Regions from separate parts of the Homo sapiens genome. Here region 1 is linked to region 2. A link is an interaction called in ENCODE POLR2A ChIA-PET data of the cell type or tissue named here. Cell type or tissue: HepG2. All regions are shown on one strand. Links, peaks and the distances in the headings refer to the core of each region. The heading gives the core; the rest is flanking DNA.

The links. ChIA-PET counts read pairs that join two places held together with the same protein. Peaks named below come from ENCODE experiments on the same cell type or tissue, not always from the same donor. Only the 100,000 strongest peaks of a DNase experiment are listed, where the experiment ranks them.
Region 1: POLR2A ChIA-PET joins it to region 2 with 7 read pairs; 2 of 35 experiments call an interaction of 5 or more read pairs at or near these places.

The regions. Positions count from the first base shown.
Region 1 is chr21:38,782,988-38,791,321 of GRCh38, reverse strand. It overlaps LOC107985480 (a long non-coding RNA gene), which reads right to left and starts at 7,270. Exons shown (of 3, transcript XR_001755102.2): 1 at 7,231-7,270; 2 at 4,773-4,965; 3 at 2,184-3,670. RefSeq lists enhancers at 3,182-3,271, 2,986-4,185. In HepG2, for the core only: no CTCF peak of the experiment used is centred there; DNase peaks (open chromatin) are centred at 2,641, 3,161, 3,631 and 6,611; H3K4me3 peaks cover 758 bases.
Region 2 is chr21:39,088,316-39,096,649 of GRCh38, reverse strand. No RefSeq gene overlaps it. Among named protein-coding and RNA genes, the nearest start is that of LINC02943, 8.0 kb to the right of the region's middle. In HepG2, for the core only: a CTCF peak has its summit at 7,556 (motif pointing left); DNase peaks (open chromatin) are centred at 1,349 and 7,699.

The DNA of each region.
Region 1 (8,334 bases), core at 39-8,038, 310 kb after region 2:
GAACATTCATGATTCATGGTAGGAAGTGAAAATATCAACAATAACAGGAGTTTGGAAGAAGTGGATTCTAACCCTCAGGGATGACTTTGAGAGGCTCAAGACTTCAGTGGAGGAAATAACTGCAGATGTGGTAAAAAAAAAAAAGCAACAAAACTAGAATTAGAAGTGGAGCCGGAAGACGTGACTGAATTGCTGCAATCTCATGATAAAACTTTCACACACAAGGAGTTGTTTATTATGAATAAGCAAAGAGAGTGGTTTCTTGAGATGGAATCTACTCCTGCTGAAGATGCTCTGAACTTTGTTGAAACGACAACAAAGGATTTAGAATATTGCATAAATAGTTGATAAAGCAGTGGCAGAGTTTGAGAAGATTGACTCCAATTTTGAAAGACGTTCTGTAGGTAAAATGCCATCAAACAGTATTGCATGCTAGAGAAATCTTTCATGAAGGGAAAAGCCAATGAATGCAGCAAACTTCACTGTTGTCTCAGTTCAAGAAATTGCCACAGCCACCCTGATTGGTCAGCAGCCATCCACATCCAGAAAGACCACCCACCAACAAGAAGATTATGACTTGACAAAGACTTAGATGATTATTAGCACTTTCTAGCAATAAAGTATTTTTAAATTAAGGTATGTACATTGTTTTTTAGACATAATGCTATTGCACACTAGATAGACTACAATATAGTGTGAATATAACTTTTATATGAACCGAGAAACCTGAAATATTTATATGACTTTATTGCGATAATTGCTTTATTGCTGCAGTGTGGAACTGAGCCTGCAATATCTCCGAAGTACACCTGTACGTTCCTTAATGTTATTCTCTGCCTAAAAACACTCAATGCCTCTGCACTGCTCTTAAAATGAAATCCAAACAGATGGGATGACTTTCATCTGTGCTCTCAGCCTCTTCTTCCAATATTCCCCTCCGCATCACTCTCCCAGAAGCCCCAAGATCCAGCCAAGGGAAAGGCAAGAGAGTGTGCAGAAAAGAAAACATATGTCCATTGCAATTTATTGGATATCCACTGAGGGCAAGGCCTGCTATGTACACAATTCTACGGTCATGTCTGCGTTCTCTGAACTGACTCCTGGGTCTTATCTCCTGGGCGATAACGGTCAATTTTGCTTGACTGTTTCTCCCTCGTGATTCTACACTTCAGGTCTCAGAAGAATTCCCTTTCGCCAAGGCCTTGAGTATTGAGGGTGAAGGAAGCACTGAGACCTCTTAGAGGAGTCACCAGGAGGCTGATGGGAGAGACTGAGATTGAAACGAGCTCCACAAACTCAGGTGGCTGAGCATAGAACTCCCTTTTCACTCCCAGAGATGTCCAGAAGCAGCAGCAAGGCCTGGGTTGTGCTCCTGGCTACTTAAACCTGAGCTTTTCAGGACTAAAAGCCATAGGCAGCCACAAAGAGCACACCTGCTATGGATGGCTGGCGACACTCTGGTCTGGTGAATGGGCCTCACCTGTGCCACCAGGATTGAACCTGGAAGCCCCTCAACCAATCCTGATGTCCATGTCTGTTCACAGACCCCGAGACCCTTGAAGGACGTGTTGGTTCTCTTGTGGGAGGACCTCACTTCCAGCAGCCATGTGCATCTGAGCCTTCCAGCCAACCTCCTACAAAGGGAGGTCATTTATTTATGAGGTCATTTATCAGGAACTTATGCACTGGGGAATGAGTGTTCCTCAAACTTTTAGGGATCAACTGGACACAGATTCTCTGCTAACACCAATTGCGGGGCACTCAGTTACCCTGAAGCTCTGTTGGAGCAGAAGGGGCTGCCTTAAAGGGTCAGATAACAGAGTCATGTGACAACAGAAGCTGTGATGGAGCCCTGACTTTGCCACCTACCACGTGATCCTGTGCAGAGCTTCCTTTCTCCTGTCTCCATCTCTTCTATCACACCGAGGTGGTACACCTTGCTCTGTCCATTATACAGACACTGAAAGAACTTGCCCTCTCCCCTCCCTTCTCCTCCCTCCCATCCAAAAACAAGTGCCTGCTAAGGGCCAGGCCCAGTTCTAGGCAGCCTGGGATGCACTGATGAACATCATGGACAAATATCTCAGTCCTCATGGAGTTTATATGGGAGGGGAACACACATGGTAAACAATAAGCATAATTAATAAGTCAGGTACATAGGAACTGAAATGGCAGTAAGTACGAGATGGCTAAAAAGAGAGAAAACTGAACAAGGCAAGGGAGATCCAAATTCCAGAAAGTCCAAGGACCCTTCAAGATGATGGTTGTCAAAGTTTTTGGTTAGTGGTTATCAAACTTTTGGTCTCTGGATCCCTTTACACTCTTAAAAAGTTTTGAGGATCCCCAAAAGCCCTTGTGTATGTGATTTTACCAATTTTTGCCATATTAGAAATCAAAACTAAAAAACACTTAAAATATGTATTTAAAAGTAACAACAATAAACCTTTTACATAAAATCATGAGTAACATTTTTCAATGAAAAGTGACATATTCTAAAGCAAGAACAAAATAATTAATGGGAAGCATGGCATTGTTGTACATTTCTGCAAATGTTCTTCATTTCTGGTTTAATAGAAGGCAGCTGGCTTCTCCTATCCACCTCTGGATTCCATCCATTGTAGCATCACGTGTCAGGAAGCCTTTAGAAGATTCCATTGTTCAAGCATGAGAGAGTGAGAGTGAAAAAGGCAAACCATACTTGTGAAAGTAGTTTTGACCTCACAGATCCCCAGAAAGAGGCTCAGGGACCCCCGAGGGCCTCTGGACCACACATTGAGAACCATGGCTCTGGTGTGTTCCAGTCTCCTCGTCCTTTCAGATGAGACACTGTGGTCCTGAGTGGACAGTGAGTTCTGAGTTCTTACAGTTGGTCAGCAGCACAGACTGAGACCAGACCCACGACTTCCTACCTTAGCCAAGATTCTCTCCTCAGCTTGATGTGTGTTTGTTGCTTTATTATTTCAACACAAATCACATGTGCAGGTATTTAACTCTGCTTATAATGAAGGAGCAATTTTTAAAAGAAGAAAGGTACAAGCTCAGTGGCCATGGTGCGGCCACAGATAAGTCTTGCTGGCCTGCAAAGCCCGGCTGTTAACTGGCGTGTCTACGCCCCCATCCATCTCACTGGGCAGGGGCTTGCACAATGCTCCTTTGTGCTTTCTGAAAGGCCTGTGTGTTTCAGGTGTAGCCTTGTGTACTGTGAGAAGAGTCATTACAATAACAGTAAATATTCCTCTTTGATGAATGGAACGAAGGTGGTTTAAACTGAAGCTGCATCTTGACGGGAGGAGGGGAGGCAGTGAGCCGTGCAGGCCAGCCAGTCACACTTGGAAGAGCATCCACCCTTCTGCATGAGTGTCTTTGACTCACCTTGACCTTCAGTGCCGGGGTTGCCAGTTGAGTCTATGTTCTGGGAGGCATTGGTTGCCTTAGTCGTGAGCCAGCTAATGTGAGTGGGTCGGCTCTTCTGTTAGATGGAACTACAAATGGAAGCTACCAACTTTTAGTTTCTATTCCAAAAAAGGGCTGGCCCTTGGAGTGAGGGTGGCCTGAACAAACCGTGCCTTCCCTGAGCTCTCCAGGTGGTGTAGGCATGAGTCATTTAGATGTTATCAGGCGGGAGAAAGTCCTGAAAGGGACGCCAGTGAGTCACTGTGCCGGGCAAAGACTGGTGAGACACACAGAAACGAAGTCCAAAAAATCAATATGGTGCGCCTCCCCCAGGGGCCCAGAGGGGATTGTGCAAGCCACGATTCCACCTCCAGGAGGGGAGGGCTGGGCCGGGTGGGGGTGGGTGGGGGCAGATGGCTGCAGCCAGCCCTGGGAGCATGGAATCTGTGGGGATCTCTAAGCCGGAGCCCCAGCACCTGTCGCCTTAGCCTACTATTAACATGCCAATCTTTCACGGTGGTCTTCCTTTTAACATTTAAAAATGTAAAACCAGGTGCATGGGACAGGCTTGAGGGTCTTCTGGAATGGAGGAAAGGAACTGAGCTTTGCGAGAGAAGGCCAACAGGCTGCTCCTGGAACCAGGAAGGCCAGCTCCGGAGAGTTTAAAATTTATCCTTTTAATAGACAGCTCTAACTGAGAACCTATTTTTAAAAATTTTAGTTCCTCAATTTTTTTCAGATAATTTTGACGTCATAAAATAATTTGGTTGATAGAGTTTTTATGGCGGTTGTAAATGTGAATTATTACATACTTACCATGTTTATTGAGACTCTGGACTAAGTTTAAGAGAACTTTCATGTATTCAATACCGTACAGTTAGAAATTCATTTTCATGTTTCTTCTTTTCAAATGTTCAACTCTTTAATTGATCTTATTGATAAAACAGCGCTACAATTAAAAATAGGTGGCAAAAATCTTATGCTATAAATACTGTCTCATGTTAGGGCTTAATACTAATGCGAACTTAGACAAGTTGTCATTTTAAAATCCAAAAAAATATATAGACGAGAATTAGGGTATGTAAATTCCTTTACACCATACTTAATGCTGTTAGTAAATAAATCATTTAAAGAACCATATACATATTTCTCTTGAATTAACACTTGAATGCCCTTATCTCTCTCACAATAAGAATTTGCCATTCTTATTAGAAACATTCACTATCTGGTATAGAGATGTTAAGCTCTCTGTACTGGTTGGTAAGGGGGTGATGGTGCAAGGGAGTTTAGATGAAAAGCTTGGCTTTTATTTGTGTCTGACCAAGCTAGGGCCTTTCTTATCATGTATCATAAGAACCTGGATCCCTTGCTCCACCTACCATATTCATAAGAACATTCTAGATCTACCCAAATCAGGAGCATGCATTTTCTCTCTGTGGTGTCAAATGGGGACTGAGAAAGTACAGGCTTTTTAATGATCCGCACTCCTGGCTCCCCTTCACGTGGGTTCATTCAGCAGGTACGAGGTGCTCAGCAAATGTTTCTGAATGACTGCCAGCATCCAGAAACAGACTGCAGAAGGAAAAATAAGGTTTATTATAATGCCATTGCACCATGAATTTTAAAATAAAATTTCCAACTTGACAGACAACATTTAAACAAATTTTGTGGCCACTTTGTGGTAGTCTCGGACTTGTCAGGCCACACAGAAATTTCAGAAAAAAAAATTTAAAAAGTCAGTCAAGATACAGACACAGAGGCCAGAGCTCAGCAGTGTTCCCCTCTATTTCAGCCGAGGCCCTCACAGAAAAACATTTTGTAAGCTGCCCCCACTGACCCCCAGCCCAGAATCTGCAGCGCCCCTGCCTGGAGGGCCAAGAGGATATTATGCCCATAGCTTTTGTCCAAAACTGCCAAAGCTGGGATTAGAAACCAACAAAAACTTAATGTTAGGATGTAATCTTAAAAGACATAGTTGGCCAAAAAATGCAGCCACATTTGGACTGATAAACAGCACGCAGACCCATTATTTATTTATTATTTAATTTTGCAACTGGATATTTTAGTTTGTGTTACACTAGGGCATAATTCAATGCAACAGCAACCCATAGAATTAAAAGCTCATGCTATACAAAAAGTAAGTTTTGTTTTGGGTGTATTTTGACAGGCAGCCTAGCAGCATTGATCAAATTATGGCTCTGCTGTTCACAAGCTGTGTGACCTTGGGTGAGCTACTGACTCTCTCTGGGCCTCGGCTGTAATGTGGGGGCCACAGCACCTACCCCAGTTGTGTTGTGAGGATCATTAAGCCTCCTGACAATCTCTCTCTCTCTCTGTCTCTCAATCATCTGTCAATCACACAGGCTACAGACCAGGCCACATACACAATGCATCAGCACAATCTATGCTGGGAAAACAAATGCTGTCATTGACCACACTGCATCCATAAAGGATCAATTTGGTGTTTTTATGTAAAGTAAGATTGTTTTCTCCTCTAATTTGAGAATCTGTTAGAGTGATGGAAGTTTGAGAATCTAGAAACACAAAGTAAAAATGAAAAACAGTCGAAGCAGAAGATATAATTTCCTTGTTTCTGCGCTGCCCCACTGCTGTGTAGCGAAATAGAAATGACTTTTTAAAGTTCAGTTTAATACATCAGACAATCACAACCTATTATAGCAAGTGGGGGCTTACTGCCCCTAGACTGGGTAGCCAACTGAGGCATACAACGGCTTCTTATCTCCTAAAATGGAACTCAGTAGGTCAAACCTCCTTGTTGGGTTGTGGGGAGGATTAATGAGACAATGTTTGCTCAGAGAGGGCAGCAAAGTCTGTTTCTACCTTCTCCAAAGGGCTTCTTTATGTTATGTAAATAGAGACTGTTTTTTGTTGTTGTTTGTTTTAAGACAGGGTCTCCCTTTGCCACCCAGGCTGGAGTTCAGTCGTATGAACATGGCTCACTACAGCCTTGACCTCCCAGGCTCAAGCCATCCTCTTACCTCAACCTCCCGAGAAGCTGGGACTACAGGTGCATGCCACTATGCCAGGCTAATTTTTGTATTTTTTTAGAGGTGGGGTTTGCCATGTTGCCCAGGCTGCTCTTGAACTCCCGGGCTCAAGCGATTTGTTTGCCTCAGGCTCCCAAAGTGCTGGGGTTGAAGGTGTGAGCTACTGCACTTGGGCAATTGTTAATATTTTGATTTACATAGAAACCAATGATTGGTTAACAGTGACTGATTTTCCTGGTAAGCCCAAAGTAAACCATCAGTGAAAAATGAATGGCAGCCTTGAAACCTGCCCTCATGATAAAAACTTGATCAACAGCCTGATTTGAGTTTCTGCCAAACACAAGTGACAGTGTCTGACTCCTATGCTACAGCAAGCTCTGAATGGATCGCCTCTGCCTGCTCTCCTTTGGGTAGTCTTTGTTTATTTCCACACACGTTTAGTTGTTTTGGTTATTTTAACCACCATTTTCACTTGTTTCTTAAACAGTGACTGTAGAATACATCTTCTGGTCAATTTTACCAAGAATATTTTCCAATATCTTACACATACATAAAGGCTAAAACGGAAGCCTCAACCAATTTCAAATGCTTGATACATGACAGACCACATTCTGTAGTCGCCATGCTATTAAATTAGAAACCCATGTGATTGAAGTTTAACAAAGATAATTATGGGCCAGGCGTGGTGGCTTATGCTTTTAATCCCAACACTTTGGGAGGCCGAGGTGGACTGATCATGAGGTCAGGAGTTCGAGACCAGCCTGACCAACATGGGGAAACTTTGTCTCTACTAAAAATACAAAAATTAGCCAGGCGTGGTGGTGCACACCTGTAATCCTAGCTCCTCAGGAGGCTGAGGCAGGAGAATCATTTGAACCCAGGAGGCAGAGATTGTAGTGAGCCGAGATCGCGCCGCTGTACTCCAACCTGGACGACAGAGTGAGAGTCCATCTCGAAAAAGAAAAAGAAAAAGAAAGGTAATTATGAAGAATTCATTAATGTATGGATTAAAGATAATGTATTAGTTTGCTAGGGCTGCCATAACTAACGCCACAGACTGGGTGACTTAAACATTAGACTTATTTTCTCACAGTTCTAGAGGCAAGAGGTCTAAGATTGAGGTGACGACAGGCTTGATTCCTTGCGAGGCCTCCCTCTGGCTTGCAGATGGCTGCCTTCTCACTGTCCTCACATGGGCTTTGTGCCTGTGTGTCTGTGTCAGAAACTCCTCTTCTAATCCAGTCATGCTGGACTAAAGCTCACCCTAACCACCCCATTTTAATTTAATTACCTCTATAAAGGCCCTACCTGCAAAAAGTCATGTTATGAGGTTCTGGGGGATTTCAACATATGAATTTTTGGGGGACACAATTCACTCCAAAAAGAATGATCAGAAATATTTTTCCACTATTCCCATTCAGCAGCAGGAGCTGTGTGCCTTCCAATGATCTGGGAGACCTTTCTGTGTTGCTTCAAGCAACAGACTATGGTGGAATTGTGCTTTGCTAATTTCTAGATTCAATTCCCAGACTGGCCAGTTCCTCTCTCTCTGGGGATCTGAGCTGCTTTGAGTTGGTCCAACCATCCTGAGCCTGCCAAGCTGCAGAGGCCAGAGGTAGCCACTGTCCAGCAGTCTCACTGAGCATGCCATCCAGCCATCTGCACCCAGATGCCAACATGTGAGTGAAAGTCCTTGGACCCTCCAGACCAGCCCATCTACCAGCTGAAGATCACTAGTTCCCTTAGTTAATGTTCAGAAGAGCAGGAGAATCATCCAGCTGAAGCCTGTCCCAATTCATGACCCACAATATCATGAGATAGAATGAAATGATTGTCATTTTAAGCTAATTTTTTTTTTTTGGAATGCAGCAATAGATAATCAAAACAAAAGGTGGAAGAAGAAATCATAATGGACATTAAAATATTTACAACT
Region 2 (8,334 bases), core at 155-8,154:
CTCTGCTTGCCAGAAGCCTGGAGAGGAGCCCAAAGACTTCAAGTCAGCCGCTGTCTCCTCACCTTGTGGGCCACACACCCCTCAAGTTTCTTCCTCTGGGGGAAGGGATGAAAAGGCCTGTTTATAAACATTAATTGAACTGTTTGCCTATTTCCATTGACTGAATCATACTTTCCTTGGCTGATATTAGCTCATGGTGTTTATCTGGGCTTCAAATCCTTTGCAATTTAATATTATTCAATGTCACAATTTCTCTGTGGGCACTTTTCACCGTGTGTCTCTTGAACCTCTCATTTTATCCACTGTCCTTCCCTGGTGGGTGGTTCTGTGCATTAAATTACCTCCCCTCTGAAGTTTGTGCCATAATTTGAGGGGACACATTTTTGTTGGCGGTCTCTGCATAGAGTAAGATTTTGAGGGCTCTTGACAAGCTCCAAGGGATTCGAATGTGGTTCTACTGCTTGGAAAAGACAGTGACTTCTCTGGCAACCAAGGTCTGCGGTTACCTCTTTGCAGTTGGCTCAAACCTCAACACCTTCAGATCTGGCCAATGAAAGCTTTCAGGGTGGCTTTTCCAGGAGAGCAGGTCCCCTCCGATTGCATACTGTCCCATCTGATGTGTGCTTTTGGCTCTCGTGCAGTGACCGGGCCTTGGGAAGCATCTGCTTTTGGGTGGGCCTCCTCCAGCCTTTTCCCGGGCCAAGGTTAGTCCTCAGCATGGGCACAACCAATGGTTAGAGTCCTGCCCTGGGCCAGAAAGCACGGTCAGTGCTTTATATGCATTTATCTCCTTAATCTCAGCAGCCCAGATGAGAAAACAGAGGAAACACTCAGGAAGGGGTGGGTCTGCCTGGCTCCCAGGCCTTCCTTCACCCTTCACCTCTTTGCTAGCCCACTGCTGCCCCTCACTCTGCCTGTTACTGCATCGCACAAGATATCCCCGCATCCTGAATTCATATGCTATTGGTTTTTAAAGAGAAGGACAGCAAGGAAAATAGCAGTGGAAAATCGCCTGCCAGAGAAGCTCTGGTGGTCAAAGTAGAAAGTTCCCAGCTTTTGGATTGAAAAGAAGAACCAGGGGACATGGGAATAGTCAACATGAAACGTGCCTCGTCCAACAGAGAGCAAGGGTTTTGGGAAAATGTCCAAATGTGACAGATTTTAAAATGCAGTTACTTTAAGCTCATAAAGACTCAGTGAGGAGGGATTAGAGCTTGGCGTCATTCTTGAAAAAGAAGGTAACTGACACCAGGAGGCTCATTTGTGGTTCTGGGTGAGATTGTGATCTACTCCCTCGTAGGCTGTGTGGTCATGGAGTGTGGAATTCCATCAACCAAAGCTCTCCGGGAAATTACTGTCTTATCTGCACCCACACTGTCATTGTGTACACGGCCCTTGCACTGCTTCTGTTTGCATATCTAGGCCTGGGAAGAATTCTATGTCATCATTTGCATCTGATGACTTGCATTTTTTTTTTTTTTTTTTGCTAAATATGTTCTTGCTGATCTATTTTTGAATCATGTTGAGATGTTGTAAACTACTACATCAGATGTGGTCCTCTTCATAGGGAGGATCCATCATTCACACCCAAAGCCTTCAGAAAGTTCGAAGTCCTACCGGGGGCAGAGAAAGCATAGGACTATGATGGTGGCACTGACCTCTTGTCAGTCGGCTGCGTTCTAGGCTGATGGGGACTTGGATGCCCTCCTCCTGCCATTGACTAGTGACTTTCTGTTCTTCAGCTTTCCATGTCCTTAGGATAAGCCTTGGGATTTCTTCCAGGTGACAAAGCCCCCAAGCGACCTCTTCCCTGTCTCTGTTATGTGCTGCCCGGCTCATGGGCATGTCTTTAGAGACTGGCTCTCATTCTGGGGACAAGCTGGACAATAATGCGGGAGCAACAATGACAGGCCATGGCTTCCCAAATCTCATAGCAGGTACATGTCATCACCTAATGGAGCCAGCCTCTTATTCTTCACTTTTCATGTACTCATACTTGAACTGACGCACTTCTAATACCAGGAAAAAAGGAACTCATGTTCCTTGGGAACCCCAAAGAGGAAGTGAAACAAATGAACAAAACAATTCCATTAAAGAAAAGAACAGACACTGCTTTGAGAAATGACTTGCACCCACAGTTAGCCAGCCTTCTAAAATGAGAACAGCACTCCGCCGGAACCTGGGAGAAGTACTTTTTAAGAATAAAAAGGGGAAATAAGGAGTTATCTGGGTTCCTTGGGGGTAGGGTTTGCCTTGTTCTTTGGGTTTGAACATGACTCCCCAACAAACAGATTCACGAGCTGTGGCCCACGGTTGGAGGGCCCACTCGCCAACGGCCTGTAAAGAGAAGCTGAGAAAAGTTAGCTTATGAGTGGTGTGCCTTGTACGGGACTCAGATGAGATCGTGGCTTTGCTTATTCAGTTTAAACTAAGGCAGGTAACCTGCCATTTTTATTACTCTTGGCTCCTTCCAAAATGGTTTTGTCCTTTCCACTGGCCTCCTCCCCAGGACAGGGCCCCTCCCAGCTAGGGAAACGGGGCTTCCTAAATGGATGTTGGCCACTTTCTACACCTGGGCTATGCCGTGTGGGGAATGAGGAGCAGTATCCCTTCCCTCTCTCTATATGGGCAGCTTCTTCTTCCCCTGATGGGTCCTGAGGCTTTTCTTGGGGTTGTAGGGAAAGGGGGCTGATTCATTTGATAGCAGGTGTGGGGTGAAGGCAGCAGGCCATACCTGCTGTGCAGCCCCAACTCACCGAGGGTCCGTTCTCCCTCAGCTGGAGTTGGCTGCAGAGGATGCACACGGTGGAAAACTTTGCAAAAGACACCGACTGCACGGAGCCACTGTCCAGTCACCGTCATCCCATAGTGACTGTTTTACAGAAGATGTGGCTGAAGATGTGTCTCTGCAGTCTCCCCCAGGCCTGTGTGTGCGTTCAGCCAGGCCCGTGGAGGAAACGCGAGGCAGCCAGGAGGATGCGAAGGCTGGGAGAGGAGATGAGGACGCGCAGCCCGGCCTCTCGCTCTGCTCCTGGATGAGCCGTTCTTAACTATGGACAAATTCAAGAGTCCTTGTGCCTGGACGGGAACAAACTGCATCTTCCTTTTCACTGACCTCTAATGCGTAACGGAATTTAGCATCTCCTTCCACTGTGGGGCGAGCATCAGACAGCAGTGGCAGCAGCTCCTGCCACGTGGTCACGACAGAAACCCCAGATACCTGCACACAGTGTTACAGCTATCCAGAGATACTGCTATGCTCATCACTGCTTCCAAGTGCCCAGTTCACTAGACTTGCTGCTAGCTCTTGCTGTTTAATATGTGAAAGTAGCCCATCTATTCTTATAACAGAAGCATAAACACTGTTTGATAATTCTGTATGTTTTAGTATCACTGGCTTCCTTTGGAACTCTCCCCACCTCATGCTTTATTTAATGCATTTAAAAACATTCTTCTGAGAAGGAGTTCATGGCTTGCCACACAGACACAGAAGATTAGGAGATTTTTTTGGGGGGGGAAGGGAGTCTTGCGCTGTCAACCAGGCTGGAGTGCAGTGGCGCAATCTCAGCTCACTCCAACCTCCACCTCCTGGGTTCAAGCGGTTCTCCTGACTCAGTCTCCCAGGTTCAAGCGATTCTCCTGCCTCAGCCTCCTGACTAGCTGGGATTACAGGCACCCATCACCACGCCTGGCTAATTTTTGTATTTTAGTGGAGACGGGGTTTCATCATGTTGGTCAGGCTGGTCTTGAACTCCCGACCTCATGATCCACCCGCCTCGGCCTCCCAAAGTGCTGGGATTACAGTGGGATTACAGGCGTAAGCCACCGTGCTGGTCTTTTTTGCTTTTTTTTTTTTTTTTTTAAACATTTTATATTTTATTTTTTTAGAGATGGGATCTCACTGTTACCCAGGCTGGAGTGCAGTGGCACGATCATAGCTCACCGCAGCTTTGAACTGCTGGGCTCAAATGATCCTCCTGCCTCAGCCTCCTGAGTAGTGGGGACTACAGGTGCTTGCCACCATGTCCAGCTAATTTTTTGCTGTCGTTTTGTAGAAATGGGGTCTTGCTATGTTGCCCAGGTGCATCTCAAACTCCTGGCCTCAAGAGATCCTCCTGCCTTAGCCTCTCAAATAACTGGGATTATAGCCATGAGCCACTACACCTTGCTTAGCTTTATTTAAATAAAGTTATTTTGTTTTGAAAGTACTATGGTTTGCTCATCATAGGAGATACAGATCAATTAAAAGGTAAAACACGCACATTACTCTCTGCACTCAAGTATACTGCTAAGGATTTGGGGTAGATCTTTCCTAACTTGAAGGGGCCTAGTATACATAGTGTTTGTCGCCATTTTATTATGAACATCTTCCCATGTTAAAGAGTTTCTGCTCTACTATTACTTCAAAATGACCTACTTTTCCTTTTCCTTTTTCTTTCTTTCTTTTTTTGTTTTTTTGTTGAGATGGAGTCTCACTCTGTCACCCAGGCCGGAGTGCAGTGGCGCAGTCTCGGCTCACTGCAAGCTCTGCCTCCTGGGTTCAAACGATTCTCCTACCTCAGCCTCCCGAGTGGCTGGGACTACAGGCACGTGCCACCACGCCCGGCTAATTTTTTGTATTTTTAGTAGAGACGGGGTTTCACCATGTTAGCCAGGATGGTCTCAATTTCCTGACCTCGTGATCCACCCGCCTCGGCCTCCCAAAGTGCTGGGATTACAGGCCTGAGCCACAGTGCACTGCCAAAATGACCTACTTTTTCAACACAGGGAGTTAGCTTGCGTCTCTAATGTATATGTTCAACCTCTTGTTGTTCATACAGTGATCTTACTAAGTGGTATTTATCTTGTGTTCACGAGTCAGTATTTATTGAGCCATGGAGAAGATTTGTCTTTTAATCTATAAATCAGGCTTGTGTTTCTTACTGGCAATACTAACTATGAGACATAGAAATTAAAAAATCAAAATTGAACCTTCAGAGTAATCAGAGTAATCAGGGTAGTTGCTCATTCATGAAATCACTCAACTGACACTTAGGAGCCAGCCAAATGCCAGGGAACTGCCCTGCCTTCCCCACGACGGGGCTGGGAGGAGGAGGAGGAGGAGCAGAGTGGGGAGAGGTCAGTGTCCAGGGGCTGGGCCTGAGAGAGGAGAGGGGACAGGGGAGTGTGACCATCTGAGTTGGGCTGTTCTTGAATTCATGAATCAACTTCATAAAAAAGGCGGGGTGCAGAGAGTGTTGTGCTGAGTACAGGAAGTTCTAGAATCCAGGGGGCTTGGTCCTGTCTTTGTCTCTAATTAGTGCTAAGACCTTGGGCACAACATTGTCATGTGTGGCCTTTAACTGAGCACTTACTTGGTGATAGCCATGCTTGTGCATTGGGTCCATTGCCTCATTTTGTCTTCCTCACAGCCCGGGAGGCCAGATGTGTTACCGCTGTTTTGCAGGGACGAAGCTGATGTAGAGAGCACAGACATTTCTGCAGCGACATGATCTCGGCTCACTGCAGCCTCCACCCTCCTGGGTTCAAGCAATTCTCCTGCCTCAGCCTCCCGAGTAGCTGGGACTACAGGCGCCCGCCACGACGCCCGCCTAATTTTTGTATTTTTAGTGGAGATGGGGTTTCACCATGTTGGCTAGGCTGGACTCGAACTCCTGACCTCAGGTGATCCGCCCACCTCAGCCTCCCAAAGTGCTGGGATTACAGGCGTGAGCCACTGCACCCTGCCAAACACAGATGTTTTTGAGCCTGAGATTTTCTCATAAAATGGAGAGATTCTTCCTTTACTTATTTTGCTGGTGTGTTTTGAGGATCAAATTAGCTACTCTGGGTAAAAATACTGAAAAACAGCCTATTTCAATATTGAATATGGGCAGTGTTGTTCTTATTAAAGGGAACTAAATCTAGTTCCTGTTGTAAGTGAATGCATCTTTTCTTCATAGAAACGTATCTTTCCCCTCCCAGGTTGCTGATGGAAGGTGCACCTTCTGGAGGTTTTCTTGCCCCCGGATGTCCACTGAGAACCCCAACTGTGGCTTTGGGGGCTCCTCCTTCCTCTTACCCTCAACCTGGGACTAAACAGCCCTGAGACAATGCAAGAGACGTGCAAAGCCCTCTGTTCTAGGCCCAAGGGCAGCAAAACAGTGAGCATCACCGGCTCTGGACTGCCCGCTCAGAGGGAGCACTTCCCAGTCTTTGAAGGCCTCTGTGTCCAGGGGCTGCCACCTAGAACCAGGGGCCCTAGTGCCAGCTGTGGCCTGAGATAGGCCAGGTTGGATCCTGGCTCTGACATTTACCGTATATGTGAGTTTGGATGGGCCACTTAACCTTTTATAGTTTTATTTTCCTCATTTGCAAAAAGGGAATAATAATAAAACAACAACTTCCTTTTTTTTTTAGAGATGGGGTCCTGTTTTGTTGCCCAGGCTACTGGAGTGCAGTGGCACAATCACAGCTCACTGCAGCCTCAAACTCATGGGCTCAAGTGATCCTCCCACCTCAGCCTCTTGAGTAGCTGGGACTACAGGCATGTGTCATCACATCTGGCTACTTTTTAATTTTTTCAGAGATTGGGTCTCACTATGTAGTCCAGGCTGGTCTCAAACTCCTGTAGTCTCAAACTGGGACTACAGGTGTGAGCCACCATGCAGGGCCTAAACACAACTTAGAAAATTGCCATGAGGATCAGATAAAATCACATACAGCAAGTACCTAGTGTATGACTCTGTGAGGGCCACCTAACAAAATACCACGGACTGGTGGCTTAAGCAATAGACATTTGTTTCCTCCCAGTTCTGGAGGCTGGAGTCCAGGATCAAGGTGTGGGCAGGGTTGATTCCTCCTGAGGCCTCTCTCCTTGGCTTGTAGAAGGCCTCTTCTCCCTGAATCCTCACAGGGTTGTCCCTCTGTGTGTGTCTGTGTCCTAATCCCCTCTTCTTATAAGGACATCAGTCTTATTAGATTAGGGCCACCCAAATCCACCTGCTGAATGAGTTCCCTGGGCCTGCTGTAACAAACCACCACAACCTGGGTGACTTCGAACAGGGGTCCCCAACCCCGGGCCATGGACCAGTATGGACAAGAGGCGAGTGTGGGCGAGTGACCATTACCGCCTGAGCTCCACCTCCTGTCAGAACAGTGGCGGCGTTAGATTCTTATAGGAGGTTGCGCCTTATTATGAATTGTGAGGGATCTAGGCGGTACGCTCCTTATGAGAATCTAATGCCTGATGATCTGTCACTGTCTCCCATCACCCTCAGATGGGACTGTCTAGTTGCAGGAAAACAGGCTCAGGTCTCCCACTGATTCTTCATTCTTGTGAGTTGTGTAATGATTTCATTACATATTACAGTGTAATAATAATAGAAATAAAGTGCACAATACGCATCATGCCCTTGAGTCATCCTGAAACCATCCCCCCCGTGTGTGGAAAAATTGCCTCCTGCAAAACTGGTCCCTCGTGCCAAAAAGGTTGAGGACCGCTGGCTTAGAACACAGAAATTTGCTCCCTCACAGTTCCGAAGGCCAAAGTCAAGGTGTGGGCAGGGTGGCCCCTGCTGGCAGCTGCATGGGAACATGTATTCCAGGCTTCCCTCCTGTTCCTCATGACCTCCATCCTTGGCCTTCCTTGTATGGAACCAGCATCACTCCAGTCTCTGCCTCTGTCTTCACACGGCCTTGTTTGCAGGATCTCCTTTTCTGTCTCCTATGAGGACACGAGTCATTGGATTTAGGGCCCGCCCTCATCCAGGATGATCTCATCTAGAGATCTTTACCTTCACCCTTTTTCCGTTTAGAAAATAAAGTGCAGCTCACTGCCAGTACTCATTTTTTACATAAACATGCTCTTTGAGGCTGAAGCAAATCTGATGGATTTTCAATGTGAAAATAAAATACAAAAACTGTTCTTGGAGTTATTTCTGCACAGAACTAACATCAGAATCGTCTAAATCATCAGAATCATCTGTTTCGGAAGAATCGGATTCATCAAATGAATCTCTGGCCAATAACTGTTTTCAAGAACAATGTTAACATCACGTGCAGGAATGCGACGTTTTCTAGGATTTGACATTTTCAGCACTCGAGAATTACTATAGTTTTGTAAATGGAAATACCACTACTAAAACCAGAATGCTATAAATGGAATGATGTGTTTTGTTTCCAAAGTCAATACACTAGAGCGATTTGAAAATAATAATAAAAGCAAGGTATTTTGCAGCAAAGTTATCTTGGGGTAAATGCTGCTGGGGAGTATTCTTGGGCAAGTGGGAAAAGGGTTAATGATATCTACAAAGACCCTTATTCCAGTCAAGTCACATTTGGAGGTTCTGGGTG